Regions from separate parts of the Homo sapiens genome. Here region 1 is linked to region 2. Evidence: read pairs that join two places in POLR2A ChIA-PET (ENCODE). Cell type or tissue: GM12878. All regions are shown on one strand. Each heading gives the region's core, and the rest is flanking DNA. Links, peaks and the distances in the headings are about the cores only. Region 1 overlaps SMARCC1 (SWI/SNF related BAF chromatin remodeling complex subunit C1). Region 2 overlaps MAP4 (microtubule associated protein 4).

Evidence for each region. Peaks named below come from ENCODE experiments on the same cell type or tissue, not always from the same donor. Only the 100,000 strongest peaks of a DNase experiment are listed, where the experiment ranks them.
Region 1: POLR2A ChIA-PET joins it to region 2 with 6 read pairs; 3 of 35 experiments call an interaction of 5 or more read pairs at or near these places.

Annotation. Positions count from the first base shown.
Region 1 is chr3:47,773,816-47,779,191 of GRCh38, forward strand. The region is part of intron 1 of SMARCC1 (SWI/SNF related BAF chromatin remodeling complex subunit C1); the gene reads right to left. Among named protein-coding and RNA genes, the nearest start is that of SMARCC1, 5.4 kb to the right of the region's middle. In GM12878, for the core only: no CTCF peak of the experiment used is centred there; no DNase peak of the experiment used is centred there; H3K4me3 peaks cover 1,386 bases; H3K27ac peaks cover 1,405 bases.
Region 2 is chr3:47,860,662-47,866,037 of GRCh38, forward strand. All of the region lies in intron 17 of MAP4 (microtubule associated protein 4), which reads right to left. Among named protein-coding and RNA genes, the nearest start is that of MIR1226, 14 kb to the left of the region's middle. In GM12878, for the core only: no CTCF peak of the experiment used is centred there; no DNase peak of the experiment used is centred there.

The DNA of each region.
Region 1 (5,376 bases), core at 63-5,062, 87 kb before region 2:
TAGAGACGGGGTTTCACTATGTTGGCCAGGCTGGTCTTTAACTTCTGACCTCATGATCCGCCCACTTCGGCCACCCAAAGCGCTAGGATTACAGGCGTGAGCCACCACACTCAGCCTCAAAAAGTATTTTTAAACCTCCAATTCCAAGCAAGAAAAACATCTATACCTGCCTTTCAGTTGGACGAGAGAATTTTTATTTTTTTATTTTTTTTTGCCGGAGCTAACTTTCGAACTACCATCCAACATTTCAAGGTTAATGTGGTATGTCTCTATTACAATAAATATTTTTTAGATGAGTGGTGTATGGTCAAAATTACATCAACTGCAAAGTCTACAATTATTATGCATAGGACAAAGGGCACACAATTTCTGCTACTACCATTGAAACTTACTTACAGCATATAAAAAGGCAATCATTTACTTTTTTTTTTTTTTTTTTGAGATGGGGTCTTCTTCCATCACTTAGCCTGAAATGACGAAACCCCGTCTCCACTAAAAAACAAATACAAAAAATTAGCTGGGTGTGGTGGCGCACACCTGTCCCCATGCACTCCAGCCTGGGTGACAGAGCCAGACTCCGTCTCAAATAATTAATTTTAAAAACTTTTTTTGTGTGTGTGTTTTTGGAGTCTCGCTCTGTCACCCAGGCTGGAGCACAGTGGCGCAATCTCTGCTCAGTGCAAGCTCTGCCTTCTGGGTTCACATCGTTCTCCTGCCTCAGCCTCCCAATAAACTGGGACTACAGGCACCCACCACCATTCCCGGCTAATTTTTTGTATTTTTAGTAGAGACGGGGTTTCACCATGTTAGCCAGGATGGTCTCGATCTCCTGACCTCGTGATCCACCCGCCTCAGCCTCCCAAAGTGCTGGGATTACAGTACTGTGCCCAGCCAATTTTAAAAACTTTAAAAACTACATACTACTTTCCCCTTCCTTATACTATATTGATAATTTGCAACAAAAACTAGCAAGCCTAGTTTTTGAAGGACCATATACTTTTTTTTTTCAAGACAGTGGTTTCTTGCTGTCTCCCAGGATGGAATACAGTGGTGTAATGACAGCCACCGCAGCCTCAATCTCCTGGGCTCAAGTGATCCTCCTCCTCCACCTCCCAGAGAGCTAGGACTACAGAGGCGTGCCAACACATCTGGCTGATTTTTAATTTTCTGTACACAACCGTTTTCACCAACTTCTCTGGGCTAGTCTAGAACTCCTGGGTTCAAGTGATTCTCTCACTTTGGCCTCCCAAAAAGTACTGGGATTAGAGGCATAAGGTACTGCACCTGGCCCATATACTTTCAAGTGAAAATTTGAAGTCAGTTTTTCTCCAATATACTCAACATAGTACTTTTTTTTTTTTTTTTGAGACAGTCTCACTCTGTTGCCCAGGCTGGAGTGCAGTGGTGCGATCTTGGCTCACTGCAAGCTCTGCCCCCCAGGTTCACAACATTCTCCTGTCTCAGCCTCCCGAGTAGCTGGGACTACAGGCGCCCACCACCACGCCTGGCTAATTTTTTGTATTTTTAGTAGAGACGGGGTTTCACCATGTTAGTCAGGATGGTCTCGATCTCCTGACCTCGTGATTCGCCTGCCTCGGCCTCCCAAAGTGCTGGGATTACAGGTGTGAGCCACCGCGCCCAGCCCCGTAAATTTTTAATAAACGGTATTCAAGGGCCAGGCGCGGTGGTGGCTCACACCTGGAATCCCAGCACTTTGGGAGGCCGAGGCGGGCGAATCACGAGGTCAGGAGATCAAGACCAACCTGACTAAAGCAGTGAAACCCCGTCTCTACTAAAAATACAAAAACTAGCCGTGCATGGTGGCACTTGCCTGTAGTCCCAGCTACTCAGGCGGCTGAGGGAGGAGAATCGCTTGAACCCAGGAGGCGCAGGCTGTAGCGAACCCAGATCGCGATCGTGCCACCGCACTCCAGCCTGGGTGCACTCCAGCCTGGGTGACAGAGCGAGACTCACTCTCAAAAAATATAAAATAAAATAAACTTTGAAATAGACCTGCTATGTACCCACAAAAATTAAAAATTAAAACTCTGGCCGGATGCAGTGACTCATGCCTGTAATCCCAGCACTTTAGGAGGGCAAGGTGGACAGATCACTTGAGGTCAGGAGTTCAAGACCAGCCTGGCCAACATAGTGAAACCCCGTCTCTACTAAAAATACAAAAATGAGCCAGGCATGGTGGTGCATGCCTATAATCCCAGCTGCTTGGGAGGCTGAGGCAGGAGAATGGCTTGAATCCGGGAGGCGGAGGTTGCAGTGAGCCGAAAGTGCGCCACTGCACTCAAGCCTGGGTGACAAAGCGAGACTCCGTCTCAAACGAGAAAAAAAAAAATACTTCAAGTGTATCTTACAAAACTGACAAAATACATTGTACTTATCCGCAAGGTAACTTCATAATCTTTAATAAGCACAGGTTTCCTAAAGGAGTCATATAATGTACTGCACTTTTTTTGTACACGGTAAAGCAACATAAAAAAATAATGACCGGCTGTGCACGGAGGATCACACCCATAATCTCAGAACTTTGGGAGGCCGCGGCGGGTGGACCACTTGAGGTCAGGAGTTTGAGACGAGCCTGGCCAACATGGCCAAACTCCATCTCTACTAAAAAAATACAAAAACTACCCAGGCAGAGTGGCACACACCTGTAATTCCAGCTACTCAGGAGGCTGAGGCAGGAAAATTGCTTGAACCCAGGAGACAGAGGTTGCAGCAAGCCAAGAGCGTGCCACGCACTCCAGCCTGGGTGACCCAGTGAGACTGTCTCAAAAATAATAACTACAATCTGTATTTTACAGATTAACTAAACAATGCCAAACTCTATAGCTGAAAAAGACAATGTCCTTGAAAAAGGCTGTTCAGATGGAACCAAATCAACATTTCAGGTAAATATACATATATATGTAAACATATATGTAAATATATAGATGTAAATATATATATATTTTTTCTTTTTTTTAAACCGAGTTTTGATCTTGTTGCCCAGGCTGAAGTAAAATGGCGCGATCTCAGCTCAGCACAACCTCCGCCTCCCGGGTTCAAGCAATTCTCCTCCCTTAGCCTACCGAGTACCTGGGATTACAGGCATGCGTCACCACATCTGGCTAATTTTGTATTTTTAGTAGAGATGGGGTTTCTCCATGTTGGCCAGGCTGGTCTCGAACTCCCAACCTCAGATGATCCGCCTGCCTCGGTCTCCCAAAGTGCTGGGATTATAGGCGTGAGCCACTACACCTGGCCTCAGGTAAATATTTATTTTTTTTTTTTTGAGAGAGTCTTGCTCTGTCACCTAGGCTGGAGTGCAGTGGCGTAATCTCGGCTCACTTGCAGCCTCTGCCCACCGGGTTCCAGCGATTCTCCTGCCTCAGCCTCCTGGGTAGCTGGGATTACAGGCGCACGCCACCACGCCTGGCTAATTTTTGTATTTTTGGTAGAGACGGGGTTGCACCATGTTGGCCAGGCTGGTCTCAAACTCCCGACCTCAGGTGATCTGCCCGCCTTGGCCTCCCAAAGTGCTGGGATTACAGGCGTGAGACACCATGCCCGGCCTATATTTTTAATAACTACAGTGAATATAGGCCGGGTGCAGTGGCTCATGACTGTAATCCCAGTACTTTGGGAGGACGAGGTTAGAGGACTACTTTGAGTCCAGAAATTTGAGACCAGTCTGGGCAACACAGTAAGACCCTGTCTCTATTTATGTATTTATTTTTTGAGACACTTTCGCTCTGTAGCCTAGGCTGGAGTGCAATGGCCCGATCTCAGCTCACTACAACCTCCACCTCCCAGGTTTGAGTGATTCTCCTGCCTCAGTCTCCTGAGTAGCTGGGACTACAGTCATGTGCCACCACACCCGGCTAATTTTTGCATTTTTAGTAGAGCAGAAGTTTCACCACATTGGCCAGGCTGGTCTCGAACTCCTGACCTCAGGTGATCCACCGGCCTCGGTCTCCCAAGGTGCTGGGATTACAGGTGTGAGCCACAGCCCCCAGTCTCAGTCCAATTTTTAATAAACTATAAAATATTTAATTCTGATTAGATTTTTTTTCCAAATCATCCTACCAAATTACCAAACATGAAAATGCATGTAGGCCAGGCACAGTGGCTCATGCCTGTAATCCCAGTACTTTGGGAGGCTGAGGCTGGCGGATCACCTGAGGTCAGGAGTTCAAGCCCAGCCTGGCCAACATGGTGAAACCCCAGCTCTACTAAAAATAACAAAAATTAGCAGAGCGTGGTGGCGGGTGCCTGTAATCCCAGCTACTCAAGAGGCTGGGGTAGAAGAATCACTTCAACTTGGGAGGCCGAGGTCACACCACTGCACTCCAGCTTGGGCAGAAGAGCGAGACTCCATCTCAAAAAAAAAAAACAAAAAACAAAAAACAAAAAAAACACTGACTCCTAATTAAGAAATTTTAATTTCTATGTCATAAACAATTAATCTGGTTTTTTTTTGTTTTTGTTTTTTGTTTTGTTTTGTTTCGTTTTGTTTTGAGACAAGGTCTCGCTCTGTTGCCCAGGCTGGAGTGCAATGGTGCCAACACAGTTCACCGCAGCCTCGACCTCCTAGGCTCAAGTGATCCTCCAAGGACCCTGCCTCAGCCAAGTAGCTGGGACTACACGTGCATGCCACCACAACTGATGTATTTTTTTGTTTTGTTTTGTTTTGAGACAGGGTCTCATCATGTTGCCCAAGCTGGTCTCCAAATCCTGGGCTCAAATGAACCTCCCACCTGGAATTCCCAAGTGCTGGGATTACGGACGCAAGCCACTGCACCTGGCCCAATTAATCTTTTGATCAAAAAAAGTCTATTATATTTTATTTAAGAAAACAAAAATTTATTAGTCTCAAAATATTTCAAGTAAGAGTCAGTGTGGGCCAAGTGTGGTGGCTCACACTTGTAAGCCCTGCACTTTGGGAGGCTGAGGCAGGCAGAGAGCCCAGGAGTTCGAGACCAGCCTGGGCAACACTGCAAAACCCTGCCTCTACTGATAATACAAAAAATTAACCAGGTGTGGTGGTTCGTGCCTGTAGTCCCAGGTACTCAGGAGGCTGAGGTGGGAGAATCACCTGAGCCCAGGAGGTTGAGGCTGCAGTGTGCTATGATCTCACCACTGCACTCCAGCCTGGGCAACACAGAAAGACCCTGTCTCAAAAAAAAAAGAAAATTCCTAAATGAAGTCTCAGGTATCTTCCATTTGAAAAAGAAGGTAAATAATATCTATCATTTAGGACTGCTATGAGGACTTTAAGTGAGTTATACTTTAAGTACCCGGCACATGGTAAATGCTCAGTTGTTCACTGAATGCATGAGCTGAATGCAAGAGTTTGAGGTTGCAGTGAGCTATGATCACGCC
Region 2 (5,376 bases), core at 207-5,206:
CCTACTGAACCCACAGGTCCAGGAATTGCCAACATCACAAAAAAAGAGACAACCGAAGAATGAGACATGAATGTAATTTCTCACAGAATAAACCTCATTACCTACTTACATGTCATGCTAGCATGTGGGGAAAAAACCAAAACCAAATAAATTTAAAGAAAATTGAGGGACAACAGAATATGTTAATTAAAACCATGAGGATGTAATTAGAAGAATCCAGATTCTAGGACAAACCACTGAGCTTACCCATCAAGGAAATTACCAGTAAAAAAAAGAATGAGCCAGGCACAGTGGCTCACACCTGTAATCCCAGCACTTTGGGAGGGCTGACGCGGGTGGATCATTTGAGGTCAGGAGTTCGAGAACAGCCTGGCCAACACAGTGAGACCCTGTCTCTACTAAAAAATACAAAAGTTAGGCTGGGCGCAGTGGCTCATGCCTGTAATCCCAGCACTTTGGGAGGCTGAGGTGGGTGGATCACCTGAGGTCAGGAGTTCAAGACCAGCCTGACCAATATGGTAAAACCCCATCTCTACAAAAAATACAAAAATTAGCTGGGTGTGGTGGTGGGCACTGTAGTCCCAGTTACTCGGGAGGCTGAGACAGAATTCTTGAACCCAGGAGGCAGAGGCTGCAATGAGCCGAGATCGTGCCATTGCACTCCACCCTGGGTGACAAAACGAGACTCCGTCTTTTTTTTTTTTTTTTTTGAGACCAAATCTCACTTTGTCGCCAGGCTGGAGTCCAATGGCATGATTTCAACTCACTGCAACCTCCGACTGCCTGGTTCAAGCGATTCTCCTGCCTCAGCTTTCCAAGTAGCTGGGATTATAGGCACGCACCACCACGCCCAGCTGATTTTTGTATTTTTAGTAGAGCCGGGGTTTCACTGTGTTGGCCAGGATGGTCTAGAACTCCTGACCTTGTGACCCACCTGCCTCAGCCTCCCAAAGTGCTGGGATTACAGGTGTGAGCCACCACGCCCAGCCAAGACTCTGTCTTTAAAACAACAACAACAACAACAACAACAAGAACAAGAACCCAAAAGTTAGCAGGGCATGGTGGTGCACGCCTGTAATCCTGGCTACTCAGGAGGCTGAGGCAGGAGAATTGATTGAGCCCAGAAGGCGGAGGTTGCAGTGAGCCAAAATCACGCCACTGCACTCCAGCCTGGGCCACAGAGTGAGACTTTGTCTCAAAAACAAAACAAAACAAAACAAAAAAAGCTGCTGGCTCACACCTGTAATCCTAGCACTTTGGGAGGCCGAGGTGGGTGGATCACAAGGTCAGGAGATCGAGACCATCCTGGCTAACACGGTGAAACCCCATCTCTGCTAAAAATACAAAAAATTAGCCGGGCGTGGCGGCGGGTGCCTGTAGTCCCAGCTACTCAGGAGGCTGAGACAGGAGAATCACTTGAATTCGGGAGGCGGAGGTTTCAGTGAGCCGAGATCGCGCCACTGCACTCCAGTCTGGGTGACAGAGCGAGACTCTGTCTCCAAAAAAAAAAAAAAAAAAACCTAGGTAGCCCACACCATGAAACAGATGTAGTTTCTGACATAAGAGTCCTATGTTAGGAATATATCCTAGAGAAATAACTTGAAATGTTAAAGCTATTTATACAAAAATATGATTTTAAATGTGTTATAGTTTCATGCCTGAGGGACAGAGCGAGACTGTGTCTCAAAAAAAAAAAAAAAAAAAAAAAAAAAAAGAATGGAGTGGGGACTTGTAGAGTAAAAACAGCTTAAGATTAAAAGAGTTATAGCTTGTATTATCTTATTAGTGTTACTATTTTAAATATATGGATCAATTTTTTCCTTTTTTTTTTGTTGAGACGGAGTCTCGCTCTGTCACCCAGGCTGGAGTGCAGTGGCGTGATCTTGCCTCACTGCAACCTCTGCCTCCCGGGTTCAAGTGATTCTCCTGCGTCAGCCTCCTGAGTAGCTGGTACTACAGGCACGTGCCACCACGCCCAGCTGATTTTTTGTATTTTTAGTAGAGATGGGGTTTCACCGTGTTAGCCAGGATGGTCTCGATCTCCTGACCTCATGATCCGCCTGCCTCAGCCTCCCAAATTGCTGGGATTACAGGTGTGAGCCACCGCGCCCAGCTATATGCTGAAGTATTAACAAATAAATAATATATCTAGGACTGGCTTCAAAATACTTGGGATAGGCATATACAGATAAACCAAGACTGCTCATGTAGATAGTAAATGAGGCAGGGTAAAAGGTACATCAGGTTCATTTTACTGTTTTTTTCTACTTGTCTGTGTTTGAAAATTCCCACAATAAAAAGTTGTTTTTTTTTTTTTTGGTTTTTGTTTTTTGAGACGGAGTTTCGCTCTTGTTGCCCAGGCTGGAGTGCAATGGCACAATCTCGGCTCACCATAACCTCCGCCTCCCAGGATCAAGCGATTCTCTTGCTTCAGCCTCCAGAGTAGCTGGGATTATAGGCATGCACCACTAGGCCTGGCTAATTTTGTACTTTTAATAGAGACGGGGTTTCTCCATGTTGGTCAGGCTGGTCTTGAACTCCCGACCTCAGGTGATCTGCCTGCCTTGGCTTCCCACAGTGCTGGGATTACAGGCATGAGCCGCTGTGCCCAGCCCAGTAAAAAGTTTTAAAAAGCTTAACTGAGCCTCACTCACTTTAATAAAGTCCACCACCTCTAGGCTACAGCTCTCCCTCCTTAGGTGGCTATGTGGAGGAGTCTACAATCTGCTTCCAAACGATTCCCCCACACCACCCTGCCTCCACTCTATGCTCCAGCCTCAGGGAACCATGTGCGGCGCCTCCTTCATGGGCTGGCCCAAGTGTCCCCTCCTCGGGGACTGCAGAAGCCACGCTGGCTCTCTGTGGTCCTAGGAGCAATCACGGCATCACACACCTTGCTCTGCTTGTGCTTACACAGGCTGCCTGCCGCTCTATGAGAGCCTGCAGGCACACTCCAGGTACCAAAACATGCTGTCAGCAGGTCTCAGTGCCCACTACACATGCACAGCCCCTTGCAAGGGTGAAATGGAACCAAAACGGACACAAAATCTTAACTGGGACCAGCCACAGAAGAAGCCACTACATTGGCACTGGCTCATCACTCCCCTCCCTCCCCTCCGCTGGTGTCCTCCTGGCTCTCATCAAGGGGTATGTCTGTCTGTCTGTCGGGGGCATTTTTGGAGCACTAACTAGGATCCTGTTTGGAGCCTCTCATCCCTGTGGTAACTGCGTTATTTCTGTGTGTGTGTGTGTGGGTGTGGGTGTGTGTGTGTGTGTGGGGAGTGGTGGGGGGTGTAATGCTGTTCTGTCTGCACAGCAGGTCCTCCTCCCTTTTTTTTCAGTGTCTCTCTCTGTCACCCAGGCTGAAGTGTGGTGGTGCCATCACGGCTCATTGCAGTCTCAACTACCCAGGCTCAAGGAATCCTCCCCTCTCAGCCTCCTGAGAAGCTGGAACCACAGGCACATGCCACCTAATGCTGCCAGGCACATGTCTAATTTAAAATTGCTTTGAAACCCAGGCTGGTTTCGAAGCAATCCTCCTGCCTGGGCCTCCCAGGGCCACTGTACCTGGCCTTATTTTAAAAGATATTTTTTTTGGGACTGGGCGCAGTAGCTCTTGCTATAATCCCAGCACTTTGGGAGGCCAAGGTGGGTGGATCACCTGAGGTCAGGAGTTCGAGACCAGCCTGCCCAATATAGCAAAACCCCGTCTCTACTAAAAGTACAAAAATTAGCCCAGGTGCGGTGGCTCATGCCTGTAATCCCAGCACTTTGGGAGGCCGAGGCGGGCGGATCATGAGGTCAGGAGATGGAGACCATTCTGGCTAACATGGTGAAACCCCGTCTCTACTAAAAAATATAAAAAATTAGCTGGGCATTGTGGCGGGCGCCTGTAGTCCCAGCTACTCGGGAGGCTGAAGCAGGAGAATAGCATCAATCCGGGAGGCGGAGCTTGCAGTGAGCCGAGATCGCACCACTGCACTCCAGCCTTGGTGACAGATCGAGACTCCGTCTCAAAAATAAAATAATAACATAACATAACATAAAATACAAAAATTAGCTAGGCATGGTGGCAGGTGCCTGTAATCCCAGCTACTCGGGAAGCTGACGAAGGAGAATCGCTTGAACCTGGGAGGCAGAGGTTGCAGTGAGCCGAGATTACGCCACTGCACTCCAGGCTGGGCGACAGAGCAAGACTTTTTTTTGTAGAGACGGGGGTCTTACTATGGTGCCCAGCTGGGGGGCTCATCATTTTAAACTGCACATTTCCTTGTGGTGGCTTTAGGGAGGGACTGACAGAGATTATGGAAGGAAACAAAGCACCTGGGTCCAGCTGTGGTCAGCTGTTGTTTATCCTCATCTTCCCACCAGGAAAGATGGCTCACAGTAGTCTCCCTAATTCTCTGTTTAAGGAAGCCTCCTAAAGTGAAAAGGCTTTAAAAATACATTCACCCTCAAAACAACAAAACAAAACAAAAAACCCTACACATGTGAGGTCATGTGTAGGCAGTGTGGAAAGATCACAGCAGGTGATACATTAATGATGACTATTTTCAGAGCTCTTATATGCACCACACAACACACACAAATATATCTCTATGTCTCACCTACACAAGTGACCCAGTTCCCTCAGAACCCCTGTTCACCTTCTGTTTTCATCCAGGACAAAGCCAGGCTCAGCAGCTGCCTGGGCCCCTCGTGGGCTGGATCTTTGTCACCTCACTTCAGCTGATCCTATTCCAGGCTGACTAATTAGTCTGGTCAAGCAATTCCACCCGAGTGTAAAGGATGCCATTTCTACCCAGGCCAGGAAGAGGCAGTGGTGAGAAGATGACCAGGAAGGAGGGGCAGGAAGGAGTTGTGTGGGGCAAGAATGAAAGCTCATGGCCGCATTCCTCATGATACAACTGCTGGGGGTATCTGTAGGCCATGGGCAGGATGTCATGATCACCAAGGAGGAGGCAGGAGTGTTAACAGAGTCTAAAAATGATAAGGGTAAGTGGAGCAGGACCTAGTCCGGTTCAGGACAGTAAGGAGAAAGAACCGAATGAACTCAAAAGAAACGGAGGCAAGACAGGCTGTCTCACTTGGCCTGGAAGGGAGCGGTGAGGGCAGGGGCTGTACATGGCGGCTTCTGGTGCCTCTGGCACAACTCCACAGAGTACCACTTTTCTAGGCACTGTCACAGTGACAAGCGGAAAGCACACAGGGTGTTCTTCACACACTCGACGATAGTAAGACTTCGCCCTGTCTCTCCCTAGACCAGAACCTCCCTGTGAGCTGGGATCACCTGTGTCCCTAATACACATCATAGAGCTGGCACACAATGGCAGCAAGACAAAAAGAAGGATGTTTGGGTGGAAGAGGAAAGAGGAC